2 separate regions of the Mus musculus genome follow, and region 1 is linked to region 2. The links are chromatin loops, found by intact Hi-C in ENCODE. Cell type or tissue: heart. All regions are shown on one strand. Region 1 overlaps Itfg2 (integrin alpha FG-GAP repeat containing 2). Region 2 overlaps Rhno1 (RAD9-HUS1-RAD1 interacting nuclear orphan 1).

Region 1 (2,500 bases), 52 kb before region 2:
GAGTGTGTCTGTCACGCTCAAGTGTGCCCTCATAGCACACAATTTAGTTCTTCTCTATGAGTCTACTAGAAAATCATTTTCAGGCCTGTCAGCCCAAATAGCAGCGCTAACAGAGAACAGGCACTAGGTCTAGCCGTGGGTTATTAGTCATGAATACAGATGCGTGGTCTGTTTTGGTCTGTGCTGCTTCTCCTTGTCCATGAGTCTGTGTGATATCACTGTGGCCCCTCATTTGCCAGATGGGCCCACACTGATTATACTACCACGGGGGCAAGCCGGGTGGCTTTGACCAGAACAGACCTGTACTTGGGTTGTGATCCTGACACGTGACTTTATCCCTCTTAGCAGAAATTTCCCAGATAAAACTGAGAATAATGTTGACATCATCATAGTGTTGCTTTGAATATTAGGCAGAGTAAGTCAGTGATTGCCTGTTGCCCCCTTGGCACATGGAGAAATACCCTAATTTATAGTTTGCCACCCAGAGTCAAGTTCATGGTCCTTTATGTCTCTCCTGATGGCTTCCACTCCACCATCAGATCTTTTTTCTCGTTTCTTTTCTTTTCTGACACAGCATCTTGCTATGAGCTGTGTAGCACAAGCTGGCTTCTGCCTCTGGCCTCTGCAGCACTCATTACAGGCGTATGACACTACATCTGACTAGTCTCTTATGAAAATGGCATCCTGTCTTTGACCTTTTTCAGGGCAATGGGCTTGAGGAGGTGGTAGCTTGTGCCTGGGATGGACAGACATATATCATCGATCACAACCGCACCGTTGTGCGCTTCCAAGTGGATGAAAATATCCGTGCCTTCTGTGCAGGTGGGATGGTGGCCTCTAACTAAGCTCAGCTACTCCAGCTTAGTAAATGTGCCAGAAAGTGGTTGACTCACTCCTGTTCAATGTCGCCCTTGAAAGATGTCTTCATGCCTGAATGGGCTCCTTAGCTGTCACTAGTGGTCATGGGTGGGTGCCATGCTGCCCTCTTGACAGTTTGTTAGGAGGAAATTTTTATTTATTCTTACCTGTATGAGTGTTTGCCTGGATGTATGTCTATGTGCCGTGTCTGTGCAGTACCCACAGAGGCCAGAAGAGGGCACCATATCCCAAGACTAGAATTACAGACAATGGCTAGCTACCATGTAGATGTTAGTTAGGAATTGAACCCCAATCTATGGAAGAGCAGCCAGTGTACAGAGCCATCTCTCCAGCTCTAGCATGGTAGTTTGGAATACGAAGTAAAGCACAGTGTGGCCTCCATCTTTAAATACATAGAGGATGGGATGACTGGGAAAACATTTCCACCCGAGCATGCCAAGCTGAGGAAAACACTTCCAGGGTATTCCCCACAGTCCTCAGCTGCGGACTTTGAAAAGCAGCAGTGGCTATTTGGGTGTATCTGGCCACTAAAGTGACAATGGGCTGAGGGTGTTACTCGGTGGTAGAGCTGGCATGTACAAAGCTGTGGGCTCGGACTCCAGGACCCCACAATAAATGGAAGGAGTTGGAAAACACGCAGTTACCTGAAAGGTTGATGTGTGCCTTGGAAGAAAGGAACAGGCCTTCCTCTCTGACATCCTGTTACCTACCCCTTGCATTCGCACAGCTGCCTCTTTTATTCCAGATCACTAAGATGAGAAGACTTTGATGTCTTGTTCCTGTCCTCCTCCTGACACCAGGACTAAGCCTTGGTCTTTCTCTTCTTGCCCCCATCTCCCAGGCCAGTACGCCTGCAAAGAGGGCCGCAACAGTCCCTGCTTGGTATATGTCACCTTCAATCAGAAGATCTACGTGTACTGGGAGGTGCAGCTGGAGCGCATGGAGTCCACTAACCTTCTGAAGCTGCTGGAGGCTGAGCCCGAGTACCACCGCCTACTGCAGGAGCTGCGTGTGGGTGAGTGTCAACAGAGCCAGCGGGCCTGCGCCTGGGCGCCTGACGGCCTCTCACCAGTCTCTGCTTGGCCTGCAGATCCTGAAGATCTCCCTGCAGTCTGTACCCTGCTTCATCAGACTCTCTACCATCCGGACCAGCCACTACAGTGTACCCCCTCAAGCTTCCAGGACCCCACCTAGCTGGGCTCGACCACTTAGCTGGTGAAGGATCCTTCCGAGCCCCCAACCCTACCCCAGAGCGATCCATGACCTTGGAGGATGGGGAGTGTGTATTACAGAGGAAGGAGCAGAACTGGGTTCTCAGAGAGGATGGATGTGCCCCCCCCCCCCCCCCGAGAGCCTGTGATGAAGAGATCCATCGGTTGCCCCTCTGCTCGTGGCTCCTTCTCATGCTCCCTGCTCTCACTGCAGGAAACCGACTTGTGTGTGAGACAAGGCAGCAAACCTTTGCTATGTTCCAACACCTGAAAGGCTTCAGGCCTGAGGAACTGAGGGAGCATGGGGTGAGCCCCCCTCCCCCTGCTGAGTGCCGATTTTCACAGCATAGCTCCAGGCAGCTGACACTCGCAGTTATTGCAGGAATGAACGGCAGAGTATTTATTCTTTT
Region 2 (2,500 bases):
CTGGCCTTGAACTCAGAAATCCGCCTGCCTCTGCCTCTGCCTCTGCCTTTGCCTCCCAAGTGCTGGGATTAAAGGCGTGCGCCACCAACTGCCCAGCAAGCCCTTGGTTTTTGAGGCATGTTCTTTACTGCTGAGCTACCTTTCCTACTCTGTCTACAGTGAGCTTGTAATTCTCTGAATTCACAAGACAGCTGTTTGGTTATTTAAGGTTTCATGTAACTCAGGATGGTCTCTCTAGCCACAGGCAACCTTGAGCTTGGCATTCTCCTGCCTCCCCTCCTACGGGCTGAGGTCCTGGGCACGCTCCACCATATCCTACTTGGTTTGGCTTTTGAGAGGTTTTATGTGTAGCCCAAGCGTGACTTGAACTCCTGATCTCTTGCCTCAGTTGGGCTAATGAGCATGTGCCCCATGTTCAGCTGTAGCCATCTTTGCATGTGGTGCCTGCCCCTCAGCCTCCAGTGACCTTCCTGCTTTCTGCTTCTCCCAGCTCTCCTTCTACAGAAAGCCTTCTCTGACGTGAACCGTACTATACTGAGATGTGGCTGTTTCCTTCTAGTCAGCTCTCTCTTCTCCTTCCTTTCCTTCTTCCTTGCCATTGTCCCCTCTTTTGCAGTTCTGGGGACTGAAACCTAAGGCTTTGTGCATGTTAGGCAAGTGCTGTACCACTGTGCCTCAAAAATGGGGACCTCTGTATCATTGCAGGAACTTAGTACTCAGTACTGTGACTAAGTACTTGCTCATCTTTAATTCCTGGCATTTAGCATGGCACAATAACATGAGTTCAGCAGGTGCTCATTGAGTGAGTTTCCTTGAATATATATATGAATAAGATAATGTTTCTCATGGTGGTATAGGAAGCTGTTTTCAGCCGGGCAGTGGTGGCACATGCCAGCACTTGGGAGTCAGAGGCAGGTGGATTTCTGAGTTCCAGGCCAGCCTGCTTGGTCCATAGAGCGAGTTCCAGGACAGCCAGTGCTATACAGAGAAACCCTGTCTTGAAAAACCAAAAAAAAAAAAAAAAAAAAAGAGAGAGAGAAAAGGAAGCTGTTTTCTTTACAACCTGAGTCTGATTGGTAATTTCTGGTAGCCTTGTTAGCCTGATGTCATGAAGAATTGGGGGGAGGGTGTCACCCACATGATTTTCCCCCTCTCTCCTTTTTGTTTCTTCTTTCCAGGCATGGTTTGCAACTGGATCCTGACCCAGACCAGGAAGGCAACCTGCATCATGTGGTTACCAACTGCTCTTCATTTACCTATTGATGCCTCCCAAAAAGAGACGCAGACAGTCCCAGAAAGCCCAGCTGCTGTTTCACCAACAGCCACTGGAGGGCCCCAAACACCACTATGAATCTTGCCAGCAGCCCATTACCCACACTGTTCAGGTGCCCAGCAAGCCCATTGATCAGAGCACCGTCACTTCCTGGGTAGGTCCTGGCAATTCTTTGACCTTTACTGTGTTAGGGTTTTCAGAATACTGACTCTGAATCCTTTTGGAGCAGGGCCAGGGAAATAGTTACTGTTCCTGACTGTGGTATTGTCTTAGATATCCTCTTTTCTTCCTTCACACCAAAATATGCATTATATGGTATTGGAGTCTCCTCTGCCAGGTTCCCCTGAAGAGTTCTGATTGAACACTTAACTACCCAGTAGCGGGGTGAAGAAGCAAGAAAGGTGACCAACATGAAAGATTATTTCTTGCATTTTATATGACAAGTACTAGGTATTCTATGAGTTACTGAACCTTAGTGGAGAAAACTCCTTCCACAATGTCATGCTAATCCATGCAAATCCAGCACTGGGAGGCTGCAGCAGAAGGATCTCCAGGTAAAGGCCAGCCTGGTCTTCATGGTGAAACTGTCTACAAAAGAAATCCGTAAGCATTGAGTGAATAAACACGGGCATTAGATCCCAACAGTCACTTCCATGGGGCTGCCGTTCATTATTCACTGAAGACCTTCCTGCCAGGCCCTCCCTCAGCCAGGCGTTGTTGACAGTCAGTCTGTCCCTGCCCTCCTGAGGATCCTTCCGACCTGTTCTCAGGAAGTTTAAGGACGGGGAGTTAAACAAGCTATAGCAGTGTAGTGGTGATGAGAGAGGCCTTGTCTCCTCTCTTCCTCGGGCGCACCCTGAAGGGCAGAGCGATTGGATAGCTGGCCCAGGTCTCTTGCCTTCTTGTCATACCACATAGCTGGATGGGTGTCTGTCCTGTATTGTAGCGAGTCCTCACAATTCTGGACAAAAATAAAGGATCAGACACATTTACTCTAGCTGCTTTGCAGCTGGCTCGCCACCACCACCATCCTTTTTTTTTTTTTTTTTTTTTTTTTTATGCACAGGTGTCACCCCAGTTTGATAGAGCAGCGGAAAGCCGGTTTCTGATACACCGGAAGCCTCACCGAGACCAGGCAAGGCGCCCAACTCGGAGATCTACCTGCAAGTTTCCACGTCTAACCTTTGAGAGTCCACAGTCTTCCAGTTCAGAGACGTTGTTGCTATC

What was found. Hi-C counts contacts between places; a loop is a spot of excess contacts. Peaks named below come from ENCODE experiments on the same cell type or tissue, not always from the same donor. Only the 100,000 strongest peaks of a DNase experiment are listed, where the experiment ranks them.
Region 1: it touches region 2 in a loop (2.1-fold over the local background); 17 of 42 quality-filtered maps call a loop at or near these places.

What each region holds. Positions count from the first base shown.
Region 1 is chr6:128,409,887-128,412,386 of GRCm38, reverse strand. Itfg2 (integrin alpha FG-GAP repeat containing 2) reads left to right here. Exons shown (of 12, transcript NM_133927.1): 10 at 705-822; 11 at 1,721-1,894; 12 at 1,970-2,500. The coding sequence ends at 2,073. Among named protein-coding and RNA genes, the nearest start is that of Nrip2, 11 kb to the right of the region's middle. In heart, no CTCF peak of the experiment used is centred here; a DNase peak (open chromatin) is centred at 1,076.
Region 2 is chr6:128,358,033-128,360,532 of GRCm38, reverse strand. Rhno1 (RAD9-HUS1-RAD1 interacting nuclear orphan 1) reads left to right here. Exons shown (of 3, transcript NM_001326585.1): 2 at 1,179-1,427; 3 at 2,340-2,500. The coding sequence starts at 1,263. Among named protein-coding and RNA genes, the nearest start is that of Tulp3, 3.4 kb to the right of the region's middle. In heart, a CTCF peak has its summit at 1,319 (motif pointing right); a DNase peak (open chromatin) is centred at 1,326.